Linked DNA regions of Homo sapiens: region 1 is linked to region 2. A link is an interaction called in ENCODE POLR2A ChIA-PET data of the cell type or tissue named here. Cell type or tissue: Panc1. All regions are shown on one strand. Each heading gives the region's core, and the rest is flanking DNA. Links, peaks and the distances in the headings are about the cores only.

What was found. Peaks named below come from ENCODE experiments on the same cell type or tissue, not always from the same donor. Only the 100,000 strongest peaks of a DNase experiment are listed, where the experiment ranks them.
Region 1: POLR2A ChIA-PET joins it to region 2 with 11 read pairs; 11 of 35 experiments call an interaction of 5 or more read pairs at or near these places.

The regions. Positions count from the first base shown.
Region 1 is chr15:64,374,527-64,386,181 of GRCh38, reverse strand. It overlaps PCLAF (PCNA clamp associated factor), which reads left to right and starts at 4,741. Exons shown (of 4, transcript NM_014736.6): 1 at 4,741-4,856; 2 at 5,144-5,224; 3 at 9,277-9,439. The coding sequence starts at 4,811. RefSeq lists an enhancer at 4,570-5,080. In Panc1, for the core only: no CTCF peak of the experiment used is centred there; DNase peaks (open chromatin) are centred at 4,611 and 7,557; H3K4me3 peaks cover 3,304 bases; H3K27ac peaks cover 4,330 bases.
Region 2 is chr15:64,314,221-64,325,384 of GRCh38, reverse strand. The region is part of intron 1 of CSNK1G1 (casein kinase 1 gamma 1); the gene reads left to right. Among named protein-coding and RNA genes, the nearest start is that of CSNK1G1, 36 kb to the left of the region's middle. In Panc1, for the core only: no CTCF peak of the experiment used is centred there; no DNase peak of the experiment used is centred there.

The sequences.
Region 1 (11,655 bases), core at 1,498-9,497, 59 kb before region 2:
TGTTTCTTTGTAAAACTCCACTACATTTAATAATAATTGTAAGGTATCAAAGTCATTTACCTGTTTATTTATTCAGTCCCTGTGTTAGGGTTCTCCAGAGACAGAACCAATAGGATAGATAACAGATAGATATAGATACAGATCTATGAGGAGATTTATTAGGGAATTGGCTCAGGAAATTATGGAGACTGAAAAGACCCATGACAGGCCATCTGCAAGCAGGAGACCCTGGAATGCTGGTAGCTGGCTCAGTCCAAGTTGTGAAATCTTCAAGTCTCAAGGTGGAGGGCCTGGAGTTCTGATGTCTGGGAGCAGAAGTCTGAGAAGAGTGTCTCAGCTCCAGAAGGAAGAAATATTTTTTCTCACCTTTTTTGTTCTGGGTCCTTGGTTAATTGGATGGTGCCCGCTCACATTGAGAGCAGATCTGCCCCACTCAGTCCACTGACTCACATGCCAGTCTCCTTTGGAAATACCCTCAAAGGCACCCAGAAGCAATGCTTTACAAGTTATCTAGGTATTTCTTTTTCTTTTTCTTTTTTTTTTCTTTTTCTTTTTTTGAGATGGAGTTTCCTCTTGTTGCCCAGGCTGGAGTGCAATAGTGCAATCTTGGCTCACCACAACCTCCGCCTCCCGGGTTCAAGCGATTTTCCTGCCTTAGCTTCCCGAGTAGCTGGGATTACAGGCATGTGCCACCATGCGCGGCTAATTTTGTATTTGTAGTAGAGATGGGGTTTCTCCATGTTGGTCAGGCTGGTCTCAAACTCCCGACTTTAGGTGATCCTCCCGCCTCGGCCTCCCAAAGTGCTGGGATTACAAGCCCTCTAGGTATTTCTTAATCTGGTCAAGTTGACACCTAAAATTAACCATAACAGTCTCCATAACTAAAACATTAAGTGCTTGAAGGCAGAGACTATGACTTAAGTTTTTTCATATAATATAATTTAGTATGTCATACATGTTATGATAAGTACGTCCTCCAGAATAACATAGGTGGCTGGGTACCGTAGCCCACACCGGTAATCTCAGCATTTTGGGAGGCTGAGGTGGGAGGATTGGTTGAACTCGGAAATTCGAGACCAGTCTGGGCAATATCAGGAGACCCTGTCTCTACAAAAAAAACCTAAAAATTAGCTAGGTGTGGTGGCAAGCTCCTGTGTTCCCAGCTACTTGGAAGAGGATCACCTGAGCTCAGGAGGCGAGGCTGCAGTAAACTGTGATCACACCACTGCACTCTAGCCTGCGTGACAGAGTGAGACCCTGTCTCAAAAAAAGAAAAAGGCATTCTTTTCTCATAAGTCATATGTTAATTATGATGTAATTATAATGCAATTTATTATTACTGTCATTTGTTAAATTACATTTCTGCCTGAGCAATGCAAGCACACCCATTTAGCAAGACTTAAAGATCTCTTTTTTCTTTTCTTTTCTTTTTTTTTTTTTTTTAGACATTCTTGCTCCATCACCCAGGCTGGAGTGCAATGGCATGATCTGGGCTCACTGCAACCTCCACCTCCCAGGTTCCAGTGATTCTCCTGCCTCAGCCTCCCAAGTAGCTGGGATTACAGGCACCAGCCATCATGCCTGGCTAGTTTTTGTATTTTTGTAGAGATGGGGTTTCACCATTTTGGCCAGGCTGGTCTCGAACTCCTGACCTCAGTTGATCTACCTGCCTCTGCCTCCCAAATTGCTGGGATTATAAGCATGAGCCACTGCGCCGGCCAAGATTTTCTTTGGTATAAATGTAGGCAGGCCAGTTGCAGTGGCTCACACCTGTAATCCCAGCACTTTGGGAGGCCGAGGCAGGCAGATCACCTGAGGTCAGGAGTTCAAGACCAGCCTGGCCAGCATGGTAAAACCCTGTCTCTACTGAAAATACAAAAGTTAGCTGGATGTGGTGGCACATACCTGTAATCCCAGCTACATGGGCGGCTGAGGCATGAGAATTGCTTGAACCGGGAGACAGAGGTTGCATTGAGCTGAGATCGTGCCACTGCATTCCAGCCTGGATGACAGAGTGAGACTCTGTCTCAAAATTAATAAATAAAATAAATAAATTTAGGCAGAAATTGTATTGATACATACTGTAACTTTTCTTAATGCCCTAGGCCTTTGAAATTTTCAGGTTCACTCCACACCACTCTCTGTGTTTTATTTCATTATAAAAATTGTGTTTAATTGCTTCTGCAAAGCAAACATTTCAATGAAGAACTTTTACTAGGCATCAGCACTTTTTTTTTTTCTCTAGCATGCATTCTTCATTATCATCGTTGGTGTTAAAATGACAAACATGCAAACAAAAACAAACACACAACTATAGTAATATGTAGACTGCCCCGGGTGGAAATATATATTTGATACTCTTTCTGGCAACTTGCTTGGCAGGTGGGCAAGGAGAAAAGACTATCTTATTCTTTCTGCAGGAATCTGGAATATAAGTTCAAATTAAGTAATTCAGACCTATGTAGAAGCCACTTAAACTGGAAAGGAAATAATGGCATTTAAGAACCACTGTGCTGGCCAGGTGTGGTGGCTTACACTTGTAATCCCAGCACTTTGGGAGGCTGAGGCAGGCAGATCACTTGAGGTCAGGAGTTTGAGACCAGCCTGGCCAACATGGTGAAACCCTGTCTCTACTGAAAATACAAAAATTAGCCGAGTGTTTTGGCACGTGTCTGTAATCCCAGCTACGTGGGAGGCTGAGGCAGGAGAATTGCTTGAACCCGGGAGGCGGAGATTGCAGTGAGCCGAGAACACGCCACTGCATTCCAACCTGGGCGAAGAAGTGAGACTCCATCTCAAAAAAAAAAAAACACACACACAAAAAAACCACTGTGCAATGAGATGGGCCATGAGGACAAAAAACAAAGGAATGCCCTGGGTCTTGTGGATTTTTCCGGTTGATTTGGCTGTAACCTTAGATACCAAGGTTAAGACAAAACTACAGGTAATTGCCAATACATTTTCTATTATTGTGTTAATTTAACCTGTTGCCTAGATTCCTTAAATCTGTGTTACAGAGTGCAGTTGTTGATTCTGTTAAAGTACTGAGTAGCCTAATTCTAAGTTCGAGCAATTCATTGGAGAGAATTAATGCTGTGTTTACACTTCTAGAGTAGCCTTTCAAGTGAGCATTTAACAGAATACATCCCAAAGCAAGTTCATCTGATCCTGTTTTTTGTTGTTGTTTTTAGAGACGGAGACTCGCCCTGTCGCCCAGGCTGGAGTGCAGTAGCGTGATCTCGGCTCACTGCAACCTCCGCCTCCCGGGTTCAAGGAATTCTCCTGCCTCAGCCTCCAGAGTAGCTGGGACTACAGGCACATGCCGCCACTCCCAGCTAATTTTTTATTTTTTATTTTTATTTTTATTTTAGTAGAGACTGGGTTTCACCATGTTGCCCACGCTGGTCTCGAACTCCTGAGCTCAGGCAATCTGCCTGCCTCGGCCTCCCAAAGTGCTAGGATTACAGGTGTGAGCCACCATGCCTGACCGATTCTGTTTTATGTATGGTATTTAGAGAGTGAAAATCACTCCCCAGGGGTGTTGTGAGTAATTAGAAGGTAAGCATAAAGATAGAAAAAAATTATGACCCTTTATCCTAGAGTTATGCTCACTGTGTGACAGCGATGTGGTCTTACCACATTTGGCAGGGTCTTTTCGTTTCGTTTCGTTTCATTTCATTTCCTTGCCTTGCCTTGCCTTTCTTTTCTTTTTTCTTTTCTTTTCTTTCTTTCTTTTCTTTTCTTTCTTTCTTTCTTTTTTTTTTTTGAGACAGGATCTCGCTCTGTCGCCCAGGCTGGAGTGCATGGTGTGATTATGGCTCACTGCAACCTCTCCCTCCTAGGCACAAGCAATCTCCCGTCTCCTGAACTCAAGCCATCCTCCCACCTCAGCCTCCCGAGTAGTTGGGATTACAGGAACATGCCACTGCACCCGGCTAATTTTTGTATATTTTTTGTAGAGACGGGTTTCACCGTGTTGGTCAGGCTGGTCTCGACCTCCTGGGGTCAAGCGATCTGCCCGCCTCGGCCTCTCAAAGTGCTGGGATTACAGCCATGAGTCCCCGCTCCTGGCAGATTTGGCAGATTATTTAGGAGCTCTGACACCATTCGGTTCTCAAGAAGACGTTTTATTAGTTTCTTTTTATGTGTGTATGTATATACAATCCCCCTAGTTTTTGTTTAGTCTCACATCATCCTAAAGACATTTAAAAAAACCCTTGTAAACAAGTTGTATTAGCTTCCTTTTCCCCATTCCATAGAATTGTTTTAGTATGGATGCTGTACAAAGAGTTCATGCCTGGGGGACTAAAGGAAAGTTCTCAAGTTCTTTTAATTTTGATTTGCATCAAAAAGTCCGCTTAATTTCAGGTTTCACCTCCAGGAGTCAATCATTATGGACTTAAAGCTATAGTAACTTTTGAAGATCGTTTGTAATTCGCTGTCTTTGCTAGGTTTTCTTTTCTAAGCAGGCTCATTTCTGTAGTTCAGAAACTTAGCACCCACTAGTCGGGTACCCCTGGAGAGTCCTGGTACCGCCCACCTGGGGCGCCTACGAATCCTAGGCCTTTGCGTGTTGATGGACGGATTCGCGCTGCAAGAAGCCTCGCCGCTGTCACCACTGGGCATTGGCAATTGGTTCAGGGGGAACGGCGCGGAACCAATGGGAGCGGTGGCTCGGGAGAGACCTTGGAGCGCGCGGGAAAGAGACCAATATAAACTGTGGCGGGATAGTTTTCGGGTCCTTGTCCAGTGAAACACCCTCGGCTGGGAAGTCAGTTCGTTCTCTCCTCTCCTCTCTTCTTGTTTGAACATGGTGCGGACTAAAGCAGACAGTGTTCCAGGCACTTACAGAAAAGGTGAGGCGATCGAGTGTGGTACTGGAGGGCGGGGGGGTCCTCCCGGCAGCCTGGCCACGGGCGACAGACGCCAGAGGTCCCCCTGGGCCCTGTGCGCCAAACTCATCTAGCTAGCCAGGGAGTAGCCGCCTGGCCCCTTTACCTAGAAGAGGAAGTCGCAGGGGCAGGGTAAGGTTATCCTGCTGTTCTGGATCGCCAGGCTCTCCTCTCCAAGCTGCTGGGGTCCAGGACTCGGTGTCGGAACCCTCCTGCCCCTTCTGAACACCCTTTTTTGCCTCTCTTCACAGTGGTGGCTGCTCGAGCCCCCAGAAAGGTGCTTGGTTCTTCCACCTCTGCCACTAATTCGACATCAGTTTCATCGAGGAAAGGTAAGAAGAGCCCTCCTAAAGTTAGGGGATCAGTCCTGGCACCTGCAAGCCCCTGGCTTGCCATGAATTTCTTTTTCTTGAGGTACTCACGCCCGAATTTCTTCCTTGCCCTGTGATATAATAAGAGAGGCTGGGCCTTTTGGCCGGCTAGGGTAGAGGTGGGGGGGAGGTCTCATGGAAGGGAATTTCAAGCCTTGGAGTTAAGGACCGACACACCTTATCTTCAAGCCTATTTTTCTTTTCTTTTCTTTTTTTAGACAGGGCCTCTCTTTGTTGCTCAGGTTGGAGTGCAGTGGTGCAATCACTGGTCACTACATCCTCCACTTATGGGGCTTAAGCAATCCTCCCACCTCAGCCTCCAAAGTAGCTGGGGCTACAGGTACATGCCACCACGCCGGGCTTTTTTTTCTATTTTTTGTAGAGATGGGGGTCTCACTATGTTGCCTAAGCTGGTCTCAAACTCCTGGGCTCAAACAATCCTCCTACTGGGATTACAGGCATGAGCCACCACAGCCAGCCTATCAATTTTTGTTTTTTGGTTTAGTATTTTCCTTTTTCTTTCTCTTTCTTTTTTTGAGACAGAGTCTTGCACTGTTGCCCAGGCTGCAGTGCAACGGTGTGATCTTGGTTCACTGCAACCTCCGCCTCTCGGGTTCACACGATTCTCCTGCCTCTGCCTCCTGAGTAGCTGGGATTACAGGTGCACGCCACCACACCCAGCTAATTTTTTTGTATTTTTAGTAGAGATGGGGTTTCACTATGTTGGCCAGACTGATCTCAAACTCCTGACCTCATGATCTGCCTGCCTCAGCTTCCCAAAGTGATGGGAACACAGACGTGATCCACCACGCCCAGCTATTATTTTTCTTAATAATAACAGAGGCTATTTAAATATTGTTAGAGGCTATTTAAAAGCCCCCTTAGTAGATTAAGGGTTTGAACAATCGTTAACAGTGCTGAGTGCTCATTGCAATGTCTACTAAACTTTAATAAAAATGTTTTTGTTTTTGTTTGCTTGTTTTTCCTTTCTTCCTTACTCTTTTTTGTTTGTTTGTTTGTTTGAGTATGATGTCTGTGGGTTTTCTCCAACTTTGCAGCTCCTAATACTGTCTTTGGGAGAGTAGGAGTGAAACCCGGCAAAGGAAATAGCTTCACGCTGCTCCTTCTGTGCGTGGAGTAGATGAGAAAATGCCCTGCCATCTGGTGCCTCATTCCTTTCAGTAGGAAATTTGGCAGACAGGGAGATTAACGCTACAAGATTTAATTAAGAACATAAAGGTGAACACTGTTTAGGACTTCATGGGTTTTAAAGTCAATTCAAATTTCTCCCTATTATAAACATTTCATTAGAAAACATTTACTATTTCTATCTCTTCAGATAAAAGGAAATAGAAGTTGATGAATTTTTTTAGAGTAACTTATACCCTGTACCACTAGACTAAGTTTCTTTTTCTTTTCTTTTTTCTTTTTTTTTTTTGAGACAGGGTCTCACTCTGTTGCCCAGGCTTGAGTGCAGTGGTGCAATCACAGCTTACTGCAGATTTGACCCCAGGGTTCAAATGATCCTCCCACTTCAGGCTCTTCCCAAGTAGCTGGGACTGTAGGCGCATGCCACCACACGCCCGCCTAATTTTTGTGTTTTTTGTAGAGATGGGGTTTCATCACATTGCCCAGGCTGGTCTCGAACTCCTGGGCTGAAGCAATCCTCCCGCCTCAGCCTACCAAAGTGCTGGGATTACAGACGTGAGCCACCACGCCTGGCCTGATGAAATTTCATTAGAGCCGCATCTCATCGTCTGGTCCACTGTTGAATCACCAGAGCCAACTAAATAGGCCCTTACTGAATATATGTTGAATAAATGCATCCTTTAAGGCATTTTAAAAATCTCTATTTTTAATCCGAATAATTGGATGTATGAAATGGGTAATATCCTTATTTTAAAGATAAGGAAATTTAATATCTGGTTATATAACTTGATAAAGGTCACACAACTAAATCAGTGGAGTTGGGTTTGAACCTGTTGCTGCTATATTTTTTTTTTTTTCTGAGACACAGTCTCGCTCTGTCACCCAGGCTGGAGTGCAGTGGCATGAACTCGGCTCACTGCAACCTCCGCCTCCCGGGTTCAAGCAATTCTTCTGCCTCAGCCTCCTAAGTAGCTGGGATTACAGGCATGCGCCACCATGCCTGGCTAAATTTTGTATCTTTAGTGGAGGCAGGGTTTCACCATGTTGGCCAGGCTGTTCTCAAATGCCTGACCTCATGATCCAACTGCCTCGGCCTCACAAAGTGCTGGGATTACAGGCGTGAGCCACTGCGCCCAGCTGCTGCTGTATGTTTTCTAGTAGTAAAAGCATTCCTGTAAGGTTCCTTTGGGAAAACTGTGAACCAAAAGATCACTATCTTTTATATGCCATTCCTTCTTTTGGAGGCGAAGGCGGGACGGTTGCCTCAGCCAGGAGTTTGAGACCAGCCTGGACAACGTGGCAAAACCCCATTGCTATTTTTATAAATGTAAATAAATAAGTAGAAACAATATAACTTCAGAGTCTATATGGAAACAACTTTTGTAAGCATTCTTTAACAACTAGAGTTGTTAAAGCAAATGTTTTAGCTTAAAGCAAAAGATTTGCAGTAACTGAATAATTTGTTCCTGGTCATTACTTTATAAAAAGGCAAGAATTTTCCCTCAATTTCTCCTTATATTACTGTTGAAAAATAACCAGGAATTGGCCGGGCAGGGTGGCTCACACTTGTAATCCCAGCACTTTGGGAGGCCAAGGCGGGCGGATCATGAGGTCAGGAGATCGAGACCATCCTAGCATGGTGAAACCCTGTCTCTACTAAAAGTACAAAAAATTAGCCAGGTGTGGTGGCGGGCGCCTGTAGTCCCAACTGCTCGGGAGGCTGAGGCAGGAGAATGGCATGAACCCGGGAGGCGGAGCTTGCAGTGAGCCAAGATCGTGCCACTGCACTGCAGCCTGGGTGACAGAGTGAGACTCTGTCTCCCCCCCAAAAAAACAAAAACAAAACAAAAATTAGCTGGGCGTGGTGGCGGGCGCCTGTAATCCCTGCTACTCGGGAGGCTGAGGCAGGAGAATCACTTGAATCCGGGAGGCAGAGGTTACAGTAAGCCAAGATTGCGCCACTGCACTCCAGCCTGGGTGACAGAGCTAGACTTTGAAAAAAAAAAAAAAAAAAAAAAAAAACACCAGGAATTGGACTTCTCTTATGAACTGAAAAGGAGCCAGGTGCTTTGAAAAATGGAATCTACTTTTGTGGAGACTTTCACATTGCCTCTTATATGTGCTTTAACTAAATGACCTTAGTAAGTAAAATGTTGGCACTTTATACTACATGGTCCTATCTTATGTTAGGAAAAAGTGTGTCAAACTTCAGTATGTCAGTACATACAAGAATATATATATATATATATATATATATATATATATATATATATATATATATTTTTTTTTTTTTTTTTTTGAGACAGAGTCTCGCTCTGTTGCCAGACTGGAGTGTGCAGTGGCGGCGCAATCTTGGCTCACTGCAACCTCCGACTCGCTGGTTCAAGTGATTCTCCTGCCTCAGCCTCCCAAGTAGCTGGGAATACAGGCACGTGCCGCCACACCCAGCTAATTTTTGTATTTTTAGTAGAGACGGGGGTTTCACCATGTTGTCCAGGTTGGTCTCGAACTCCTGACCTTGTGATCCACCCTCCTCAGCCTCCCAAAGTGCTGGGATTACAGGCGTGAGCCACTGGACCCGGCAAGAGTATTTGAATAGCTCTGCTTGTGGACAAAATATAAAAATATTTTTCAGTTGTAAAAATTCTGTTACTACTGTTATTGCTAAGATAACCATCACACTGAGTTTATTGGTGGAATACAGCTTTATTGTGTCACATTTTCTAATTCTTTAAGTTGTATATCTTAAATAAAGATTATTTAATACCTTTGAGAATTTGATGTTAAAGAAGGAATTAAGTTGTTTAAGGAATAGAGATTGTATTATTAGCACTTATCTAGTTCCATCTGTTTATATTTTACAGCTGAAAATAAATATGCAGGAGGGAACCCCGTTTGCGTGCGCCCAACTCCCAAGTGGCAAAAAGGAATTGGAGAATTCTTTAGGTTGTCCCCTAAAGATTCTGAAAAAGAGAATCAGATTCCTGAAGAGGCAGGAAGCAGTGGCTTAGGAAAAGCAAAGAGAAAGTAAGTTTTTATATTCTGGAATATAAAGAAAATATTTATCTCACGCCTGTAATCCCAGCACTTTGGGAGGCCGAGGCGGGAGGATCACTTGAGGCCAGGAGTTCAAAACCAGCCTGTCCAACATGGTGGAACCCTGTCTCTACTAAAAATACAAAATTAGCTCGGCGTGCTGGTGCACACCTGTTGTCCTAGCTATTTGGGAGGCTCAAACAAAAGAATTGCTTGGTGCAGCAAACCACCATGCACACATATACCTATATAACAAACTTGCATGTAATGCACATGTATCTCATTTTCACGCCACTGCCCTCCAGTCTGGGGGACAGAGTGAGACTCTGTCTCAAATAAAAAATTAATTAATTAATTAATAAAGAAAATATCTTGAAAATAAAGGACAAATAGGATATTGAGTCAAGTTTCTCTTCAAGCTCATAAGAAAATGCAAAAAAAGTTTTTAAAAACTTCTTCTAATTTCTTATTATAACTCACTCCCAAATTTCTTTTCTTTTTTTTTTCCTGAGACGGAGTCTTGCTCTGTTGCCCAGGCTAGAGGGCAGTGGCGCTATCTCAGCTCACTGCAACCTCCGCCTCCCAGGTTCAAGCAATTTTCCTGCCTCAGCCTCCCAAGTAGCTGGGATTACAGGCACACGCCACCACGCCCAGCTAATTTTTGTATTTTTAGTAGAGACAGGGTTTTGCCTTGTTGGCCAGGCTGGTCTTGAACTCTTGACTTTGTGATCTACCCACCTTAGCCTCCCAAAGTACTGGGATTACAGGCGTGAGCCACTGCATCCAGCCAGCAAATTTCAAACATTAGTAAAAAGTATTCTTTTTACTCTTCCCAATCTCTCAAAGAGGATCAGTTCCCATTCACATAAGTGCTATGTCATTAACCATGAACTTAGTGTATTGAGTCTTTAATTCTTACTGTCTTTTTCCTTTAGGCTTTTCTTACAAGGCAATTTCCTTGTTGGCTTATATAACTTGAATTCCATTAATCCTGTCCCTTAAAAAACTACCAGTTCAACTTGCACAAGAAATATATAACCAGGCTGTGTGCGGTGGCTCATGCCTGTAATCCTAGCACTTTGGGAGGCTACAGTGGGCAGATCGCTTGAGCTCAGGAGTTCCAGACCAGCCTGGGCAACATGGTGAAACCCCTTCTCTACCAAAAGGGTGGCGGCGCCGCCTATAATCCCAGCCACTAGGGAGGCTGAGGTGGGAGAATTGCTTGACCCTGGGAGATGAAGGTTGCAGTGAGCCGAGATCCCGCCACTGTACTCCAGCATGGGTGGCAGAGTGAGGACCTGTCTCAAAAATAGGCCTGGCACAGTGGCTCACCTCTGTAATCCCAGCACTTTGAGAGTCCAAGGCAGGCAGATCACAAGATCAAGAGATCGAGACCATCCTGCAACATGGTGAAACCCCGTCTCTACTAAAAATACAAAAAATTAGCCGGGCGTGGTGGCACGTGCCTGTAATCTCAGCTACTCGGGAGGCTGAAGCAGGAGAATTGCTTGAACCTGAAAGGTGTTGGTTGCAGTGAGCTGAGATCGCACCACTGCACTCCAGCCTGGGGGACAGAGCGAGACTCCATCTCAAAAAAAATCAAGTAAAATAAAAATAAAAATATGACCAATATGGAAAAGTTGGAAAATATAGAAATCCCCATCACCTAGAACCAACTAGGAATAATACCATGGTGTATTGTCTTTACAACTTCTCTGTAAGTACGTAAGAATAGTGAAAAACAAAAAGTAGGGATAAAACTACACACACCAAACTTGGTGTGCAACCTTTAAAAAAAAGTTTCCGAGTTTCATCCGTTGTATTTCATGAATATCTCATTCCTTTTTTCCTTTTTTTCTTTCTTTCTTCCTTTTTTTTTTTTTTTTTGATATGGGGGTCTCACTCTGTCACCCAGGCTGTAATGCAGTGGCCCAATGTTCGCTCACTTCAACCTCTGCCTCCTGGGTTCGATTGATTCTCCCACCTCAGCCTTCCAAGTAGCTGGAATTACAGGCATGTGCCATGGAGTTCAGCTAATTTTTTGTGTTTTTGGTAGAGATGAGGTTTTGCCACGTTGCCTAGGCCGGTCTCAAACTCCGGAGCTCAAGTAATCCACTTGCCTTGGCCTCCCACTGTGCTGGGATTACAGGCATAAGCTGCCACACCTGGCCAGTGTGCAAACTTTTTTTTTTTTTGAGACGGAGTTT
Region 2 (11,164 bases), core at 142-8,141:
CTCCAATTAATAGAATTTGGAGTTGTTTTTACTGAAAATAATGAAAGATGAGTCTGAAAGCTGAGCATATACATTTGTAGAATTCAAACGGATGCCTGCTATGCTGCTTATGAGTGAGATAATGTAACTGTAGCTATATCCCAGTGAAGGTAAAATATCACTAACAACCACTTGAAATTGTGTTGCTCCATTCTCCTTAAAATATACTTCTATTACTGTGTAGCTGTAGGGGATGATTATAGGAAAAAGTGTCCACTACCCAGATGTCACAAATACTGAAAACAACAAAAGAATTCTTTATTAAATCCTGTATTAATCAAGTTCTCATGATTCAGATGCTTTTTACATGTTCAATAGTTACCCTGCTAACACATATTACAGAGTATCAGACTGTATGGTAATAATTTCACTGTACAATACAAGCTAATTTAGTAGGATTCTATTGATGTATTCAAAACTTGAATATTTTACATGAAAATGTACTTATTCCCTAAAAGAATAAATTTTCTTATAATACCATGTGCATTTGTTGCACAGTCAGCAGTGACTCTTAAGAACCATTAAAGAAATTTCATGGAGTTCCTTTATAATTAGGCAACAAGAATATGTGGTCCTAGGGTGTATTAGTCAGGGTTCTCTAGAAGGACAGAACTAATAGAATATATGTATATATGAAGGGGAGTTCATTAAGCCGAATTGACTCACACAGTCACAAGGTGAAGACTCACCATAGGCCATCTGCAAACTGAGGAGCAGGGAAGCCAGTCTGAGTCCCAAAACCTCAAAAGTAGGGAAGCAGACAGTGCAGCCTCCAGTCTGTGGCCGAAGGCCTGAGAGCCTCTGGCAAACCACTGGTGTAAGTCCAAGAGACCAAAAGCTGAAGAACTTGAAGTCAGATGTTCTTCGAGGGTAGGAAGCATCCAGCATGGGAGATAGATGAAAACTGGAAGACTCAGCAAGGCTGCTCTTTTGTCTTCTTCTGCCTGCTTTATTCTAGCCATTTTGGCAGCTGATTAGATGGTACCACCCAGATTAAGGGTGGGTCTGCCTCTCCCAGGCCACTGACTCAAATCTTAATCTTCTTTGGCAATACCCTCACAGAAACACCCAGGAACATTACTTTGCATCCTTCAGTCCAATCAAGTTGACACTCAGTATTAACCATCGCACAGGACAATCATATGCTTCGGTATTTATAGGTTTGGGTAATCAGTGTAGTGTTTATAAATACATAGTAGTGTAAGTCAGGGGCTTTTGAGTCAGGATGTCAAGTATCTACCTGACAAAAGTGTCAAAGCCTCTACTGCTTTCTAGTTTTGTTACGCATCTTACTTGGTTTCCTCATCTGTGAAGTGAGAATTATAGTAACAGTATTACTATCCATAAGGTAGTGGAAGGATTTAATGAATTAATATATTTAAATCATTTAAAGTGTACCTGGTGCATAAAGGCCCAATAAGGTTTAGATGGTGTAGTTGTTACTGTTCTACAATGTGACATGTCTTAAAGCAAACTATTTTTATAGAACAGTAAAATCAGCTGGGAAAAGAGAGGCTTTGTTTTAAGAACACTAGTATTCCTTTTGCATTTCCACATAGCTATAGAGTGAGAAGATAAGGGGATAATGGCGTTTTGAAGGAAGGAGGGGAGTAAATATAACTTTAAAGATTTTAATTGGATGGGTGAAATTGTTTATATGTTTTAAGTATAGTCAGTAATTGGCCAGGCACAGTGGTTCATACCTGTAATCCCAGCACTTTGGGAGGCCGAGGCGGGTGGATCACCTGAGGTCAGGAGTTTGAGACCAGCCTGACCAACATGGAGAAACCCCATGTCTACTAAAAATACAAAATTAGCTGGGCGTGGTGGCACATGCCTGTAATCGCAGCTACTAGGGAGGCTGAGGCAGGAGAATCGCTTGTACCCAGGAGGCAGAGGTTGCAGTGAGCCGAGATTGCGCCATTGCACTCCAGTCTGGGCAACAAAAGTGAAACTCTGTCTCAAAGAAAAAAAAAAAAGTATAGTCAGTAATTAAATAATTTTTTGAGACTGGACAAAAGTTAAATAAAAGTAAGCTAGTAATTATATTCAATGTCATAGCAGATTTTAAACCACAGCTTTTCAGGTTGCCAGTAAATACCACACAAAAGCAAGAGGAGGCTGGTTGTGCTAGCTTACACTTGTAATCCTAGCACTTTGCGAGGCCAAGGCAGGAGGATCACTTGAGGCCAGGAGTTCAAGACCAGCCTGGGCAACATACTAAGACTCCATTTTTTAAAAAGAAAAAAGGAAAAATTAGCCCAGCATAGTGGCGTGAGCCTGTAGTCCTAGGTACTCAGGGGGCTGAGACATGAGGATTGCTTGAGCCCAGGAGGTTGAAGCTACAGTGAGATGATTGTGCCACTGCACTCCAGCCTGGGCAACAGAGCGAGGAAAAAAAAAAACAACCCAAAAACAAAACGAGGAATGTAAAAGTGCAGTGCATTTTACAATGTTATGATTAAAGTGAACTCTATCTTAAATTTTATAATAACTGACTTTATTTTACTTACTTATTTAGTTTTTGAGATAGGATCTCCTCTGTCACCCAGGCTGGAATGTAGTGCTCACTCCAGGCTCTGCCTCCTGGACTTAAGTGATCATCCCACTTCAGCCTCCTGAGTAGCTGGGACTACAGATGCGCACTACCATGTCTGGCTAATTTTTGTATTGTTTAATTAATTTATTTTTTTGCTAGAGACAGGGTTTCACCATGTTGCCCAGGCTGGTCTTGAATTACTGGGCTCAAGGGATCAACCCATCTTGGCCTCCCAAAGTGCTGGGATTACAGGCATGAGCCACCATGCCTGGCCTGTACTAAATGAGATTAAAAACTTGCTTTGGGCCAGACATGGCGGCTCATGCTGGTAATACCAGCACTTTGGGAAGTCAAGGCGGGAGGATTGCTTGAGCCCAGGAGTTCGAGACCAGCCTGGGCAATGTAGTAAGACCTTGGGCAATGTAGTAAGACCGTGTCTGTATTTAAAAAAAAAAGAGAGAGAAAAGAAAACTTGTTTTGCTTGCATGTACCAATTGAGAGTATAGTATGTGCTTCAAAGGAAAAAGGTTTAACTGTTGAACAGCTTTAGGAGAAATAACCAAATTGCTTTGTGGGTATTTCATGCACAAAACTAGGAAAGAGAAATGAATATGGGAGGATTCAAGTTACAATAAGACTTTATGCTCCATGAGAGGAAGATATTACATATTACAGAATATTGATTTCAGAAGGCAAAAGATATTTACTACTTATGCTCCATGAGAGGAAGATATTACATATTACAGAATATTGATTTCAGAAGGCAAAAGATATTTACTACTTAGAGTAATTTAGTTAAGAAAAAAGAAAAAATACAGTAAAATGTTAGATAAGATCCAATTAGAGCCTACCAGGCACTCTTGTGAGGTTTGTTACTGCCTTCTGTGGTTTATCAGTAGCTTAGCGGGAACTATAGAAAAATAATTCAGGCTTTATGTCCCAAATCATAACTGTAACTCCCTCCATTCTTCTCCACTTTCAGTAGGTGGAGGAAAGTCTTACTCAGGGAAAATTTAACAATATGGTCATTTCATAATTAGAAAACTTTATTAATACTGGTGTTAGGTGTTTGACCAGACACTTTTAAATTTACCGTGTTCATGGCTTCCTTAATTGAGTACAATATCAGAAGCAGCTGTCTTCATATTAGCCAATAGCCCATAGATCTTTAGTAATTTTGTGCATGATATATTATGGCCATTTCTCTTTATATTATAAAACTGTCATAGAAATGCTTTAATTAGGCTGGGTGCGATGGCTGGTGCCTGTAATCCCAGCCCTTTGGGAGGTTGAAGCAGGAGGATCGCTTGAATCCAAGAGTTTGAAACCAGCCTGGGCAAACATAGCACAACCTAGTCTCTTCCCCCACCAAAAAATAGAAAAATTAGCTGGGCATGGTGGTATGTGTCTGTGGTCCCATCTGCGGGGAAAGCTGAGGTGGGAGGATTGCTTGAGCCCAGGAGGTTGAAGCTCCAGTGAGCCATGACTGCACTGCTGCACTCCAGCCTGGGCAACAGAGCAAGTCCCTATCTCCAAAAAAAAAAAAAAGGAAAAAAAGAAAAAAAATGCTTTTTTTTATTTCAGTGGGTAATAAGCTGTTATTTTGTGTGATGCTCATTTCCTTAAATAATACATTAAATTGTTATTTTTTGCATTTGAAATTGAAAAATGGGAATTTTTCTCTTGAATAAGAAACAGAAATGAATTAAACTTATTACCAATAGTAATCATACTATTCTGAATTTCTCTATAGAGAGCATTATAAATATCTCATACTTTTGCTTTTATATTACGAATTTGTATTGTAGGGTGAAAAAGATACTTTTTAATCTTAAACAGGATATTTTCCTTTGTGTTTTGTGAATTCCCACCCTTGTTTTTGGCAATGTAGATCACTTACGCTAAAGATTTAAAAAGCCATATTTCACTTTAAGAACTTGAGACCAGAGGTTACAAACTGGTGGTGTGGACAGTATTTAAAAATTTTAAAAAATTAATTGCGAACATATAAAAACTGGGAGATTTTATTAAAATTTCAGTGTTAAGCAACTTCTGAAAACTCAGAGCTGGCCACATTGCATGGGACCCGTATTCTTTTTTTTCTTTTTTCTTTTTTTTTTTTTTTTTTGTGATGGAGCCTTGTTCTGTCACCCAGGCTGGAGTACATTGACACGATCTCAGCTCACTGCAACCTCCACTTCCTGGGCTCAAGCGATTCTCCCGCCTCAGCCTCCCAAGTAGCTGGGATTACAGGCACTTGCCACCACGCCTAGCTAATTTTTGTATTTTTGGTAGAGACAGAATTTCCCCATGTTGGCCAGGCTGGTCTTGAACTCCTGACCTCAAGTGATCCGCCTGTCTCAGCCTCCCAAAGTGCTGGGATTACAGGCGTGAGCCACTGTGCCCGGCCCCATATTTTTATATGGCAAAATTCAACAGGAGCAGAAATAGCTGTACCTGTTAGGTGGGACACCCACTATTCACTTTGCCACTCTACACCTTCCCAGTAAAGAATCAATATCCGGTACTTCTGAGCGTTGTAACCTCTTCATTAATGCATTTGTTTTTTTGACGTGTGCCTGTTTCGGTGGAATTATCTAGAGAATAAGAAAAAGGGCCTGGTGCAGTGGCTCACTCCTGTAATCCCAGCACTTAGGGAGGCCAAGCATGTGGATCGCTTGAGCCCAACCTGAGAAACATGGTGAGACTCTGTCTCTACAAAAACTAAACAAAAATTAGCCAGATGTCATGGTGCTCACTTGTTGTACCAGCTACTCAGGAGGCTGAGGTGGGAGGATTGCTTGAGCCCAGAAGGTTGAGGCATCACTGCACTCTAACCTGGGTAGCAGAGTGAGACCCTGTCTCAAAAAAAAAAAAAAAAAAAAAAAAGCCCTGATCTACTTAGGCAGTCATTTATTTTATACAAGCAGTATTTTTCTTTTATGCTTTATTCAAAATAAAGGTGTTACATTTTGTGTCTGTAACACGAATACAGGGGGTGAAGCATGATAGCGGATTGCCTGAGCTCAGGAGTTTAAGACCAGCCTGGGCAACACGGTGAAACCTCGTCTCTACTAAAACACACACACACAAAATTAGCCGGGCATGGCGGCATGCGCCTGTAATCCCAACTACTCAGGAGGCTAAGGCAGGAGGATTGCTTGAACCTGGGAGGCAGAGGTTGCAGTGAGCGAGATCGTGCCACTGCACTCCAGCCTGGGCAACAGAGGGAGACTCCATCTCAAAACAAAACAAAACAAATTCAACGAACTGAAATAAGCTTATAATAATTTAAAATTCAGGCAAGTATTGCTTCCATAAAGCAATCACCTCAAGAAAGCACTTACTCTAAAAGTGCTACTCAAAGCATTTTTGGAAAAAAAAAAAAGGTATATTTCCTTTGAATAGTCTCAGGATGCCTGATATCCTTTGAGAGTAGATGCGTTTTAATAATAGTAATACATGTAATTTGACAAGAAAATCAAATGGGACAAATTTTATTAAGTAGTGAGAAACCAGCTCAAAGTCTAACATGTGAGACTCTGGATGATACCAGGTTTTATCCAGCATCACAGTAAATTTGAACCTCATTAGAAACATTTGTCCAAAGTAAATAGTTCTCTGGAAAAGATGATATTATAAATGTAAGTTTAGGTCAGGCGCAGTAGCTCACGCTTGTTAATTCCAGCACTTTGGGAGGCTGAGGCAGGCGGATCACTTTGAGCCCAGGAGTTGGAGACCAGCCTGGGCAACATGGCAAAACATTGTCTCTAAAAAAAAGTACAAAATTTAGCCAGGTGTAGTGGTGTGTGCCTGTAGTTCCAGCTACTCAGGAGACTGAGCAAGAGATCACTTGAGCCTGGGAAGTAGAGGTTGCAGTGAGCCAAGATCATGTTGGCCAGGCACGGTGGCTCATGCCTGTAATCCCAGCACTTTGGGAGGCTGAGATGGGTAGATCACCTGAGGTCAGGAGTTCAAGACCAGCCCGGCCAACATGGTGAAACCTCGTCTCTACTAAAAATACAAAAATTAGCCAGGCTCGTTAGCATGTGCCTGTAATCCCAGCTACTTGGGAGGCTGAGGCAGGAGAATTGCTTGAACTTGGGAGGCGGAGGTTGCAGTGAGCTGGGATTGCACCACTGCATTCCAGCCTGGGTGACAGGGCGAAACTTTGTCTCAAAAAAAAAAAAAAAGATCATGCCACCACACTCCAGCCTGGGCAACAGAGTGAGAGCCTGTCTTTAAAAAAAGAAAGAAAGAAAGAAAGAAATACAAGTTTATACTCAGCAGCCCTTCAAACTTACCTCCCTCCCAAAATAATATGATATAATGAATTAACCAAAAAACAATAATACCAAAGCATCACTAGCAAAGAAAACTTCAGAGTGATGAAAACCAGGTAACTGCCCTAATCTCATGCCACAAATTTCTAGAAATGTCTTTCAGAAACAGTATTATTTAGACCAGATGGAAAGAAAATCATTTGCAGCTATTTTTTTTGAGCATACACTGTTGTTAGAACCACATAAAGTTTAGAAACCCCTACTGATACGTCACGGGAAGAAGAAAGTTAGTTGGGTATATAATTCAGTTGTGTCTTGAGGCCACAACTACAAAGCCATTAAAAATATATATATATATGATTAATTTTTTGTAAAAATTTTTATATAAATATGTATTTCCCTCCTCTTTGATAAAAGCTCTTAATATCACAGTTGGCTTACTTCTACCTGGAAGAACTCCCCACCTAAGTTGGATAAGGTTTAGAAGTGAAGTCATTAGGTGAGAAAATTGGCAGCAGTCTCGAAATCCTTTTCCCAGCTATGTAGCAGTTGCTTAAGCCCCTAGCTTCCTTTCCATCTTTGTCAGGTGAAATGAGTGAATCAATTAGAGAAACTGGTATTATTTACCAGGTAAACTCAAGAAAAATCAGTTGCACTAATTGTAGGCTAAAGATAGACCACGTTTGAAATCTCCCAGTTGAAAAATTATTTTAAAAACAGACATGAGGCTGAATGTGGTGGCTCACGCCTATAATCCCAGCACTTCGGGAGACTAAAGTGTAAGGATTGTTTGAAGCCAGGAGTTTGAGACCAGCCTGGGGAACATAGTGAGACCACGTTTCTGCAAAAGAATTTAAAAATTAGGTGGGTGATGGTATGCCCCTGTAGTCCCAGCCATCCTGGGCCATCCTGGCCAACACAACGAAACCCTGTTGAAAACAAATAAGTAAAAACAGATGAAATGTAATTCACCACATTAAAAAAAAAAAAAAAGAGAAACCTTATCACTTTGATGGATACAAAAAAAGTATTTGATAATATTCACTAATAGTTCATAATAGGAAAACCTTCACAATAGGATTTAAAAGGAACTTAATCTGATAAAGACTCTACAAAAATTCTATAGAAAACTTTAGGCCGGGCACAGTGGCTCACGCCTGTAATCCCAGCACTTTGGGAGGCCAAGGCTGGCGGATCACCTGAGGTCAGGAGTTTGAGACCAGCCTGGCCAACATGGTGAAACACTGTCTCTACTAAAAATAGAAAAATTAGCCGGGCGTAGTGGCGCACACCTGTAATCCCGGCTACATAGGAGGCTGAAGCAGGAAAATTGCTTGAACCTGGGAGGCGGAGGTTGCAGTGAGCCTAGATTATGCCACTGCACTCCAGCGTGGGCGACAGAGCGAGACTCCATCTCAAAAAAAAAGTTCCATGTCTCTAAAGGCTGTGACATGATAATAGCAGCAATAATACGAATTATGATGTAGCAGGACAAGCCGCAGACAAAACCCCTCAGACACCAAAGGGCTTTATTCGGCCGGGAGCATCAGCAAACTTAGGTCTCAAAAAACCAAGCTCTCCAAGTGAGCAATTCCTGTCCCTTTTAAGGGCTTACAACTGTAAGGGGGTCCACGTAAGAGGGTCATGATCGATTGAGCAAGCAGGGGGTACGTGACTGGGGGCTGTATGCACGGGTATTCAGAATGGAACAGAACAGGACAGAGATTTTCATGATGCTTTTCCATACAATGTCTGGAATCTATAGATAACACAAGCAGTTAAGTCAGGGCTTGATTTTTAACTACCAGGCCCAGGGCTCAGAGCTGGGCTGTCTGCCTGTGAATTTCATTTCTGCCTTTTAGTTTTTACTTCTTTTTTCTTTGGAGGCAGAAATTGGGCATAAGACAACATGAGGGGTGGTCTCCTCCCTTTATGATAGACAAGCTGTATTAACTTTTTTTCTTTTCTTTTTTTTTTTTTTTTTTTTTGAGACAGAGTCTTGCTCTCTCGTCCAGGCTGGAGAACAGTGGCATGATTTCAGCTTACTGCACCCTCCACCTCCTGAGTTCCATTGATTCTCCTGCCTTAGCCTCCCAAGTAGCTGGGACTACAGGCGTGTGCCACCATGCCCGGCTAATTTTTGTAGTTTTAATAGAGACAGGTTTTGCCCTGTTTTCCAAGCTTGTCCTGAACTCCTGGCCTCAAGTGATGAGCTCGCCTTGGCCTCCCAAAGTGTTGGGATTACAGGCGTGAGCCACCGAGCCCAACCTGCATTAACTTTTTCTGTTTGTTTGTTTGTTTGTTTGTTTGTTTGTTTGTTTTAAAAAGCAAAACTGAGTGCCAGTGGCTTATGTTTTTAATCCCAGTGCTTTGAGAGGCTGGGGTTGGAGGATTGCTAAAGGCCAGGAGTTCAAGGCTGCCATGAGCTCTGACCATGCTACTGCACTCCGGCGTAGCTGACAGAGCGAGACCCTATCTGTTAAAACAAACAAGCAACAACAACAGCAAAACCCAAATGTGTGCTTTAAATAGATAAATTGTATAGTAGGTGAATTATATTTAATAAAGCTGTTTTTAAAAAACACAGATTTGACCCATGGAGAAATTTTGCCCCAGAAAGGGGGCATAAATATAGTATTCAAGTGAGGAAGAGCATTCAGTGTGTTAGAAGAAATTTTAAGTCTCTCGAGGGAGGAATAATTAGCTCCTTTGAAAAAAATTTGTGGACATGTTAAAATCACTGCACAGATTTTTTAAAAAAAATTGTTTCAGGAGGACAGTTGTGAGGCCAGTGCACTTTTGGCTCAGTGGGAATGAATGGGTAAGTGAGTGGGCAAGCAGGATCATTTGGTTGGTGTGGCAGAAGGGAGGAGGGCTCAGGCTTTTTGGACTCCTTTGACTGTGTTTGACAGTGTGACCTAGTCAGTGAACATAATTCTGTGAGGCTCAGCGTCCTTTTTGAAAAGGAATAATTGCCTTTACTAAGGCAAGTAATTCCAGTTTGACTCCACTGAATAGGTCACACAGCACCTAGAGTCAATCGTTTAGAAAATGTAAATGCTTTTTGTAAAGCTAAATCCCTTTAAGCATAAATGTCAGTACCATTCTTAAATGTCTTCTTATTGGACTATCAGTGACCTATAAAATCCTGAACAATGGACTCCTGCTACCTCTTTACTTTGCTCATTGTAATCCCCGGCGTTGCTGGTCTTCTTTCACCAAAAGCCTTTCTTAATAGGCTGCTGCTTTTTCCTTTCTGGAAACTGTGTTCCCTAGCTCTTGACAAGGTTGGCTCCATCTCTTCCTTGAGGACACTGTTTAAATGTGGCTTCTAATTTATGTTTTCACAACAGTGTACAAGGATTCCCTCTTCTTCTCATCCGCACCAATACTTGTTATCTTTGGTCTTTTTTGTAATTGCCATCTGACAGAGTAAGAATGTAAGTTAGTATTCCTATTATGGAAAACTGTATGGAGGTTTGTCAAAAAACTAAAAATAGAATTACTACATGATCCAGCAATACCACTTCTGGGTATTTATCCAAAAGATTTGAAATCAGTTTGTTGAAGAGATGTCTGCTTTCTTATGTTCATTGCAGCATTATTCACAATAGCCAAGTTATGGAATCAACCTAAGTGTTCAACACATGAATGAATAAAGAAAATGTACACACACACGCACACACATATACATATTCAGCCTTAAAGAAGGAATTATGTCATTTGTGGCAACTTGGATGGAACTGGAGAATATTTTATTATGCTAAGTAAAATAAGCCAGGTACAGAAAAACAAACACCGCGTGTTCTTACTTATGTGTGGAATCTAAAACAACTGAACTCATAGAAGCAGAGAATAGAATGGTGGTTACAGAGCCTGGAGGGTTGAGAAAGTGGTGAGACCATGGTTAAAGGGAACAAAATCTCAGCTGAGGGATATGTTTTTTTTTTTTTTTTTTAATTCTGTGGTACAGTGTGGTGAAGATAGTTTTTGTACATTTTAAAATTGCTGAGAGAATAAATTTCAAATATTCTTACCACAAAAATGTTAAGTATTTAAGGTAATGGATATGTTAACTAGCTTGATTTAATTATTATATATTATATTCATAAATTATAACATTACTTTGTACCCCTTACATTTATATAATTATAAATTGTCAACATACAATTTTTAAACTTTTAAAAAATAAATGTGTCTTCTAATAAAAGGCTTCCCACCCCTCTATCTAAAACTCTTCCATGCTGTGCATGGTGACACATGCCTGTAATCCCGGTTTCTCAGGAGGCTGGGGTGGGAGAAT